Regions from separate parts of the Homo sapiens genome. Here regions 2 and 3 are each linked to region 1. Evidence: chromatin contacts called from ENCODE Hi-C or POLR2A ChIA-PET data. All regions are on one chromosome and are shown on one strand. The core of a region is the stretch at or near the end of the contact, and the rest is flanking DNA. Distances in the headings are between cores, read along the strand shown.

Evidence for each region. A loop is a pair of places that touch in the nucleus more often than their neighbours do. ChIA-PET counts read pairs that join two places held with the same protein, here RNA polymerase II (POLR2A). Pooled maps may share reads with other maps.
Region 2: a map of Caco-2 shows a loop between it and region 1 (4-fold over the local background). The contact joins the enhancer-like site here to the promoter of CFTR in region 1. A Hi-C loop is called at or near these places in 3 of 168 maps with a recorded cell type or tissue (Caco-2, endothelial cell of umbilical vein and heart right ventricle), 1 of 37 single-sample maps with no recorded cell type and 4 of 50 pooled maps. POLR2A ChIA-PET finds 5 or more read pairs at or near these places in 2 of 52 experiments (OCI-LY7 and PC-9).
Region 3: a map of HepG2 shows a loop between it and region 1 (1.9-fold over the local background). The contact joins the enhancer-like site here to the promoter of CFTR in region 1. A Hi-C loop is called at or near these places in 1 of 168 maps with a recorded cell type or tissue (HepG2). POLR2A ChIA-PET finds 5 or more read pairs at or near these places in 2 of 52 experiments (OCI-LY7 and PC-9).

What each region holds. Positions count from the first base shown.
Region 1 is chr7:117,477,823-117,481,274 of GRCh38, reverse strand. It overlaps CFTR (CF transmembrane conductance regulator), which reads right to left and starts at 1,250. Exons shown (of 27, transcript NM_000492.4): 1 at 1,128-1,250. The coding sequence starts at 1,180. RefSeq lists cis regulatory regions at 1,188, 1,432-1,439, 1,590, 1,992, 2,067, an enhancer at 1,283-1,309, promoters at 1,228-1,353, 1,181-1,813, 1,215-2,001, 1,214-2,965, 1,214-3,177 and a silencer at 1,557-3,452.
Region 2 is chr7:117,671,557-117,675,008 of GRCh38, reverse strand. No RefSeq gene overlaps it. Among named protein-coding and RNA genes, the nearest start is that of CFTR-AS2, 26 kb to the right of the region's middle. RefSeq lists a cis regulatory region at 951-964 and an enhancer at 821-1,394. Within about 2 kb of position 1,513, at least 11 of the 41 ENCODE cell types and tissues checked have a DNase peak (open chromatin) inside an H3K27ac peak, as active enhancers do.
Region 3 is chr7:117,655,159-117,658,610 of GRCh38, reverse strand. The region is part of intron 24 of CFTR (CF transmembrane conductance regulator); the gene reads right to left. Among named protein-coding and RNA genes, the nearest start is that of CFTR-AS2, 9.5 kb to the right of the region's middle. Within about 2 kb of position 1,755, at least 2 of the 41 ENCODE cell types and tissues checked have a DNase peak (open chromatin) inside an H3K27ac peak, as active enhancers do.

The DNA.
Region 1 (3,452 bases), core at 1-2,500:
TAACATCAACACAAAAAGATAATTCCAAAGAGTAAAGTCCTTCTCTCTCATCCACAGGGAGGAGCTCTCCTTCAAGGGCCAACAGTCTCTCCTTAGCACCGGAGTTCCAGGATTAACTGCACATGCAGAGAACTAAACATAAGAGAGATGTGAAAGCTAAATTCCTTCCCCCCTACACACATATATGAGCTATTTATAACATATTTGACTTTTTTGATACCTCAGTATGCTTATTCATTGGGTAATTATGTGTCAAGTAATGTCCCAAGAGAGAGCAGTACCTATTCATTCATTCACACCAGTATAATAACAGGAACAAAGTAGATGCAATATCCAAAGAACACTTCAAATATGAAGTGCTACATCTAACAACACTTTGCCTAAGATTCCGAACTTAGATGCTATTTTAAAAAATCTCATTAAAGTTTGCAAGCTTCTGTGGCTCATCACATTAGGCTATGAATACAATTTATTAAATGTCAGTTGGATATAACTTCGGTATCTATTCCTATGGCTTTTAAAATTTATAGCTTGTGAAGTAACTTTTTTCAAAATAAATATTTCAACAAATTTGCTTTCAATTTTTGAAGAATCATTTACCTGTGACAAATACTAGATATATCCAGTCTCATAACAATAAATACTTTAAGCATATATTTTCTACCTACCCCAAAATTTTTGTTGGCTGAATTCAGTCAAGAAATGTTTTCTGAGCACTTACTATATGCAGGCATGGCACCTGTATGTGCCAAGAAGACAATCAAGTGTCCAAGGCATGAAGGGGGAAAACCAATAAACCATACTTAGGTACTTATTAACAAGTATTTTTAGTTTCTTAGAAAAATGAAATAAAACAAGTGCATAGTAGCGTACTTGAGTCTTGAGATTCTAACTTTTCAGTTGCAAGTAGATGTGGCTCTCTATTCAATCAGCTTCAGTTCATTCTTCCATCTCTTCTTAATGCTTTCTGTTTTATTCTACAATACCCACATTTTCTTTCAAAACAATGAATGATAGCGCATCTTTTTAAAAACTGCTTATTCCTTTACCCCAAACCCAACCCATACACACGCCCTCCTCTTTCGTGGGCACGTGTCTTTCCGAAGCTCGGTTGGCCACCTTCTCACCTGAAAAAAAGTTTGGAGACAACGCTGGCCTTTTCCAGAGGCGACCTCTGCATGGTCTCTCGGGCGCTGGGGTCCCTGCTAGGGCCGTCTGGGCTCAAGCTCCTAATGCCAAAGACCTACTACTCTGGGTGCCTGCCGCTCAACCCTTTTTCTCTGACCTGCTGTGATGTCATTTGCTTCCAATTCCCCCCACCCACCCCTACTCCGCACACCACCCCTTCCTTTTGCTCTTTCCCCCGCCTTCACTGCCCAGGTTAAAAGCCGAGTGCTGCCTGGTCCGGCCCCAAATTTGCTCTAGCGGCTTTCTCCACCCACTACGCACCCCCGCCAGCACCCCTCCCGCTCCTTCCTCCTCTCCTCCTTCGCTCCCTCGCCGCCCCGCACCTCCCTTTCCCGATTCTGACTCCCAGCCTCCCTCCCTCGCGCGCGCTCCTTCCAGGTCCGTGTCCTTACCGCCCAGCACCAGGCCCATCCCGCAGGTGGGCGACAGTCGCGGCCTCTCTTTAGGTCCAGTTGGCAACGCTGGAGGACAGAAGAAGCCACCGGCGGGAGAACCGGCTCCCCGGAGAGCTTCCTAGACCCTCCTTCGCGTCAGGGTCCGCCAGACCCAGGACCCGCTGCCACCAGCTTCCCCGGAGCCTGCCTTCCTCCTCCTCCTCCTTTTCCCGATGATCCTAGTCGGGTTCCTGTTACGTTTGCAAGGTGCATTTTGAAAAGGGAAGGAAAATGTGCCTTTCGTATATCAAAATACAGCCTTAGAGAGCCGAAAAGTTCCGCGGCAGTGTGGGTCTGATGCATTTACCTTAGCGCTTCCTTTGCGTGTCGGAGAAAAGAACCAAGCTTTATTAGTTTCAGGTTTAGGTGAGTGAACTCCAAGGGTGGCACAGAAATCTTAGGACACGTACTGAAAGAGAAAAAAAAATCTGCAAGGAGGTAAGAGGAGATAATGCTTTGCGTAATTACCGGCCCAGGATGTGTTCCTTGTCTATCCTTTTTAGCCCAGTGCGCATTTTTAAGGAAGGCTTTGGAGTGTTTTAGCGATAATGACAAGGAACAATGTAAACTAACCCGCCCTCCTATAGATTTCCTAGTCTCAGTCAGCAAAACATCTTGACTAATCCACCGAAAGGAAGCCAAGCAGTCTTTGAAGCGAAGGTAATGTGTTAACTTTGACCTGACTCAGAGAAACGCCATCTTCAACTCTCTGAGGGGCATCTGGGCATTCCCAGGCGTAGGCGCCTTCCTTCTGAGAATTTTGTGTAGGATTGCCTGTGTCTCTGACGGTTTTTAAAGAGCCAACCCTCTAATCCCTGAACCCTACTGTGTAAAAGCAAGCATACATTGTGTTTGAATTGAAAAATTCAAAGGAAAGTAAAAATTTTGGCCTGATTACTTTATTGCCGACACATCTAAGGCAAGGGTCTTGTGAATTATCTTGTTGTTGACTTGTGGTCACCCAAATACAGTACAAATAAAATGTGCATTTCATGATGGAAAGACAAGAACCTGTGTTGAAAATAAAGAATGTGTTCAGCAGGTTTTCATAGCTCTGCTTTGCCCTTCCGTGGGCAAAAGCATACCTTTTTTTCTTGATATTGTAAAGTAAGATTTAGAAACATTTAATCTTTATTATCCTAAATTTGAATAGTAGAGAAAAGAGCAAAGAGATAAACCACATTGCATTAAGTTAGACACCAGGAAAGAATTTCAGCATTTTTAACTCACCATCCACTCTGTTGTTTGAAATCCTCTACCTGTGTTTTCATCTCTCCATTATGACAAAAAATTGTGAGACTCTGTCTTCACTATTGACTTTTCCCAGACATGTGATTGAACTCACCACATCCACTTCCCCATTCCCAATCTGTTGTTTGGTTTATAACTGTTAGTGTGGCCCATCAAATATAATACATGCATTTTGAAATAAATTAATAATTAGTTCTTCTTTGTTATCAACAAGCAAGTGAAAATAAAGGGATTAAGAATTAAGCTCCAAAGAGGATCATAGAAGCTGACCAAGGAATATGGCTGGAGGAGACTCCAAATATTTTTCAGCCAATCTCCTTCTGGAAAGAGTGAAACAGTTACTTGAGTTCTTACTATTTGCCAGACATTATTCATATAACCCTTATAACAACCATGTAAATAGGTGTTATTATCTTCAGTTTTCAGTTAAGCAAACAAGAAAAGTTAAGTAAATGCCTATAATGATAGAGCTAAGATTCAAACCTGAGTCTAGTTCTAAACCATTACTCCTATCACTGTGTAATACTGCTTCTAATCAAATCATCCCTCATGTATTTATATAATGTCACTTATATATCA
Region 2 (3,452 bases), core at 264-2,763, 190 kb before region 1:
CTGTGAGCTGATAACTATTGAAGTTCAGTGACAGGGGTGTGAAGTTTATTATACTCTATGTCTATTTTTGTATCTATTTGAAATTTTAAACAATTAAAATTTTAATCGACCAGAAAATGTAAAAGAATGTAATGGTCGTCTCAGGCTCACTTGGAATGTTTAACTTCTGTGGCTCAATAGCCTGTCAACATTGCTTGGTTCAAATGCAAATGCTTGGTGTGAGCTCCAAGCAGGAAGGAAGCTGTGTTTGTGTAAGGACACACTGGCTCCTGGTTTGGCTCCCCGAGGACACTGGAGTATCTGACCCAATTAGGAGATAAGAGAAAATAAAAATCAAATCATAATTTTTTCCTTACAAGAGGATTGCCTATGATGACAAATTTGCTCACACAACTTCTCTTTTAGAATATGAATAAGCCCATGGCACCTGCTGCCAATGAAAAGGCAAAGGAGAAGGGAGATAATTATATTTAAAATAGTCTTATTTTCAATTAGCTTATAGAACATTGACAAAAATTATGGCCAATCAATTGTGGCCAAATGTATTGATCCTTTCTTTTAATAAAACAGAGAAAGTTTATTTCTTTATATTATAATTTTTAGTAAATTATGACTTAAATTTCATAAGGATTAATTGCAAGGTAGATTTTTAAATTGCTTCTATAAGTATTTGTGTCAATATTTGTCAATTCAGTTTTGGTTTCATTTATCAGCACATCTGCCATTGCTGATAAAGATTGCTCCTTCTATTATTCCATCAGTGACAAAGGTGAATGGGAAAGAAGAGAGTTAAAGAGCAATTTGTGCCCCAAAACTATTCAGGCTTAATTTCTACTTTTCAAAATGGCTTAAAGATAAAATGTCTTTGAGATTCACTTACATTAGTATGTGAGGCTCTGTACTCATTTCTGTTGTTGGCACTGGCTGTCTTAACAATAAAACCAAATCTCCACAAGGTGGCAGTTTTTGAAGATACAATTGTACTTTGTGTACAGATTCTGTACTTCAATGAATAGAAGATGTATTGGAACTGAATCATAACTTTTGATCCAAGTAGCATTTTAGAATTAAGGCCAGCATTAGCATATTCACTTATAAAGTTGTTGACCACCTTTCATAATGTTCTTAACCATTTTACAACTAGAGAAACTGAAGCAGATTATTTCCCTGACGCCTTCACGGGACTTGAGACAGGGGTGCCTCATTTACCCATCCCGCCCCGTCTACCCCTTGTGGGAGGGAGCGTGCGAATGAATAAGTGCAGGAACCAGAACGAGCGAGTGCAGGAACCAGCCAACCGCTTTCAGGTGCCGGCAGTAGCAAACTCTGTGCGGGCCCAGCGGCGCAACCAGGTAGGAGTGCCTGAGAGCCTGAGGCCCAGAGGGTGTGTTGCAGTGCTCTTTCAGCTCTGCCGTCTGCGGAAGGCTTAAGTGTTAACAGCTCAGTGAGCTCTTTGCCTTTTCATGTGAGGCAGCTGCCCTCCACCAGCAAGGGCAAACAGCCAGTGTGACAGCCTTTTGTATCCATACTCGTGGCCTCCAAGCTCTTGTCTGGCGTCCAGAAAAAATGAGGTCACATGAACGAATTGAAGGATGGTAAATGAGGGATTTTATTGCTGATGAAAGTGGCTTTCAGTGGGAAATAGAGCTGAACAGGGGACAGGGCAGATAGGTAATCTTCCCCTGAAGTCTTGCCTTCTCCTCTCAGATTCTTCTCCAAAGTATGCTGTCAAGCTGTCGCTCTGAAGTCAAGCCACTTCTCTCCAATGTCCAGTTATAGTCCCATCTACCAACTGAGTCTGGGGTTTTTATAGGCAAAGGATGGGGGTGGAGCAGGCCACGGGTAGTTTAGAAAAAGGCAACATTCGAGTGGGAAAACAGGGATAGAAGTTCTCACTTTCGGTGGCAGTTTCAGGTTTTTCGGATTGAGGGTGGGGTTTCACCAGGGTCCCGCCCTTTTCTGCCTAGAATTTCTCTGCCCCCTGTCCCTATCAATACTGAGTGATTAAAGAGCAATTGAATATTCCCATTGTATGGAATTAAGGATAAACCCAAAATTTTGCCAAGACCTCTCCTTTCTCTGAGAAAGTACACAGGTATTGAGTCCCGGCTCCCTGTCAACTGACAATGACTTGGGTCTCTTAGCTCTACACACTGGGAACAGCTTCTAATTCCTAACCTAACAATTTGGAGTTCTCATGCTCCAATGTATTTGTCTTGCATTTGTAGGTTTTTTCACTGTATTTTTAAATAGGGAATTGTGATTGTCCACACCTGTTTTAACAGGTCAAACAGGTTTTTATATTGAGCTCTTTAAACCTCATTTTAAATTGTCTTCCACATAGTATTTGAGGTTCTTTCTTTAGTGAAGTACTAAAATATTTACCTTGGGGGTTTTATTAGCCTTTCACTCGAATAGGTAACAATTTCCCAACCATGGAAGGTCCCTGGTTACTGGAAGGAAGCATATTCATTTCAGGTTTTGGCTTTTTTTCCTCATAATGAAGATAAACAAAGTGAAACAACTAGGAAATAAATTAAGAAAGTGTGTGTCAGATAGGAGTGGGCATAGACAGGGACAAGTAAAGCCCCAAAATCAAGACTTCAATACAGAAAACAAATAAAAATAGAAAGTCTGTGGCTATAATAGTTTATTTTATTTTTTTAAATGGGAAAGAGGAAAGAAAATCTCATATGAGGAAAAATCAAGTGTAGGGATATATATAAGCTAATATATAAATGAAATGAATACCTGAAATGGTAAAAGGGACAGAAGCTAGAAATTTGTAATTTAAGGTACTTGCACTGATATGAAATGGAATATTGTTATTTAAAGGCACATAGGTCACTTGTAAATGTTTATTGCAAACTGTAGGGCAACCACTAAAAAAGTTTAAAAAAAGAAGAATTGCTATGTTAAGAAGGTGAGAAAATAGAATCCTGTAAAATGCTCAATAAAATTTAAAAAGGCAAAAAAATGGGGAAAGTAAAAATAGGAATAAAGAACAAAGGAAACAAACAGAAAACAGGAATAAATATGGTAGATATTAATCCAATTATATCAATAATCATTTTAAATGTCAAGAGCTAAAAAACAAAGATTGTGAGAGTGAATCAAAAAGCAAGACTTACATGATGTCTATAAGAAACCTAGTTAAATTTAAAGCCCCAGGTAGATTAATAAAGGGATGGATAAAGTTATACCATGCTAACAAAAGAAATCCAGTAAAGGAACTCAACAACAAGACACAACCTGATCAAAACACGGGCCAAAGACCTTAACAGATGCCTTGCCAAAAAAGATACACAGCTGGCAAATAAGCATATGAAAACATACTCCACATCATGTCATCAGGGAAATGCAAATTGAAATAACAATGAGATACCACCACAAAACTATTAGAATGGCCAAATTCTAAAACGCCGAGGACACCAAATGCTGGCAATGATAAG
Region 3 (3,452 bases), core at 506-3,005, 180 kb before region 1:
TGGTGGGGCAGGGAAGGAACTCACTTATTGACATAAGGTGCTTTTCATGTGCTGAGATATCAGGTGGAAAGCTCTGGGAATAGGCAGATAATGGAGGTCATCAAAATAGAGATATTAATTAAAGCCAAAAGGACACATGAAATTTCCCAGGGAAACTAAGTAAAGTGAGACAAGAACTAGGATTCTGTCAGACACCATTTAAAGGATGACCAAGTGAAGTCCAGATTAAAAAAACATGATTATAGTTACTTTTACTTAGTACCCATATTTGCCAGGCACTGCGCTGGGCCCATTTTACATGTAAACTTGAAAAGTCACAACAATCCTACCAATTTATTGGGCCACAATGCCAGAAGTCTTTTTTTTTTCTCTTGGGATTCAGTTTCTTTTGAAATTCTCTTTGGTCTACACAGCTGGTAATTTCAGTTTGGCACCAATCTTGGAGAGAAGCTGTCTGGGCCTAAGCTGTTTTGGGATAGGTAAATTAAACTATCCAAGTTCTAGATTTTAGAAACTCTCTTCCCTTCCCTTGGACTTGCTTTAAATTCCTCCATCAAATGATAGGCAGACTGCCATGGTAAAGGTGTGGACCCAGGAAATAAGGAAAAAGGAGGCTCTCTGGACCAGCTTTTGTTCTAAGCCTTCCAGCTAGTAACTAGGTACAAGTCATGGCTTCATGAGATACAGTCCAGATCAGCAAGGATAAGATTCTACACTGGACATGGAAGCCAAGTCCAAGCTAGAAATAAAGCATTTCTTGGCCTGGAATTATCACTGTATATATTTTTAATTTCCATTTGGGATAATGGGGAATTATGTAGGAGGTGCTGTTGGGATAAGATTCAGGTGTCTGGCTATTTGTCATTACTCTGTTCATTTACCTCTAGAGATACTAGTCATGGCAAGGACAAAGAGAGGACTCAGTGAGATGACATACATCCTGGTTTGCCCCGGAAAGTCCTGCTTTGCACTTTTGTCATAATGTCCTGTCCAGTTTAGTGTTTGACACACCCAAAAATGTCCTGTTTGGACAAATTGTATTATCAGCTGTATTAGACTAAAGCCTAGGCCTTGTGACTTTGAAACCCAAATGCCTTTTCTGCTTCTCTAGGCTGATACTTGCTTGTTTGTTTGTATGCTGCTAGCAGGCTTACTCATCAAAAACCTATCACTACTAATCAAAAAAGCACACTACTACTCAACAAAAACTTAGCACTACTACTCAAAGCACTCATGACATTAAAGTTAGACTAACATCATCATCTTTGTGAATGGTAAATTATAAAAAAGGAGAACAGTAAAAGTATATACCTAAATATGAACTGATGAAATAAAAACCTAAACAGGTAAAAATTTTGCATTGTATTAGTATTTAAAATCATAACCACAGGTTCTAAGATTTTAGATTATATTTATGATCCTGCTTTCCTGTAAATTTTATTTTGATTTGGCAATACTTGCAGATTTTATAAAGGCTAATGTCTTCCCTCCCAAGTTTCCCTCCCATTGCATTGTGTTCCTATAGTGCATTCTCTGAAGTCATATCAAAGATCTTAAAATGTGTCACTTGCAATTTAGTTAATGTTTTCTTTAAAGCGCCTGTGTTTGTTGGGTAATAAGGAAACTTTGATAATGAAAACGGTTAATCTAAGTACATTTTATTAGGGGCATGTTAAGGTTGGGCACTCAATGGGTAAGTGTTTAACACTCACAGGCATTTCAAAGCTCCTGGCAGGGTCCACTGTGAAGGAAGGCAGAAAAGGGAAGAACATTTGGGATAAACAGAAATTGGGCTAAAAGGACCAAAAGCGCTAATAGTGGAATACAGTTGTTCTCTAAGAAGACCTTTGAGGCTCAACATTTTAGGTCCCCTGATCCTATTCTGCCACAATCCAGACCTTTGGACTTAAGTTTAATAAAACAAAATAATTTATGTTCCCTTTTCTTTAATATAATGCTTATTTTTTAAAATTATAAGTTTATAGCTAGAGTATTCTGTTAAAGAAACCCAGAATTTCGAGAATTTCTCCAGCTCTCCTCCCCATCAAATTCCTCTGTATAATGCTCTCAAGTATAATGAACCACCTGTTGGATAAACATAAGGTGTTATTTAGAAAATTTTATTCCATTTTAGTTAATATATTTCCTATATAATGTCCTAATGGCTTCAAAGGATGGCATATGCCTCATCTAGGTCATATGGCATTTTGCCCGGCAGTGCTCACAGCCACATACCCAAAGGCAGACGATTCCTGGCGACTTCGAAAGAAAACTATTGTCATTTGCAGGTGTTCTAGAATGAGCATCACTGTTTTATGCTAAACCTGTTTCCCAGAGAAGTATATCAAGTCAAACCAAAGCCTCCTTCTTGTAGTGGAGAGCTTCAGAACTCAGATAGGGAGTAGATGAGAAGGTGTGGAGAGATGATAATTTATACTGGGAATAATCCCAGTATAGTGGAGTCGCCTAGGTCTCTTCTAATTCATGTTTCATTGACGCAAATTGATTAGGAAAGGACAAAGTAGTGCTACCTATAGGGTTTGCTATAAACTGAAAGCTTCTGTCCCCCTGCCAAAGTCATATGTTGAAATCCTAACTTCAAAGATGCTGGTATTAGGAGGTGGGGCCTTTGGGAGGTGATTTAGGTCATGAGGGCTCTACCCTAAACCCATGATTTGGATTACTGCCCTTATAAAAGACATCCCAGAGAGCTAGCCTGCCCACTCTTCTGCCATGTAACAACACAGTGAGAACACAGCCATCTGTGAGGAAGAAGGCCTTCACCAGACACAAAATCTGCTGGCACCAGATTTTGAACTTCCCAGCCTCCACAACTGTGAAAAATAAATTTTACTGTTGTTTATAAGACATCGTGTAGTAGCCCCAATGGACTAAGACAGAATATTGGTACTGGGATCTGGGTACTGCTGTAACAAATACTCAATGTGGAAGCAGCTTTGGAACAAGGTAATGAGTAGAGGCTGGAAGAGTTTTCAGGTACATGCTAGAAAAAGCCTACATTGCTGTGAATGGACAATTAAAGGCCATTCTGGTGAGGGCTCCAGAGAGGAGGAGAGCTATAGAGAAAGCTACTATCTTCTTACCGAATACCTAAGTGGTCATGAGCAGAATGTTCCCAGAAATATGGACGGTAAAGGCCAATCTGATGGGTTTTCAGATGGAAATGAGGAACATGTTATTGGACAATGGAGGAAAAGCTATCCTTCTTATAAAATGTCAAAGAACTTGGCTGAGCTGTTTGTGTCCTAGTGTTTTGTGGAAGGCAGAACTTGAAAGCAATGAAATTGAATGTTTGACTGAGGAAATATCCAAGCAAAGTTGAAGGAGCAGCTTAGTTACTCTTGACTGCTCATAGTAAAATTCAAGATGAGAAATGACTTTAAAATGGAATTATTGATCAAAAGGGAAGCAGAACTTCAAAATTTGGAAAA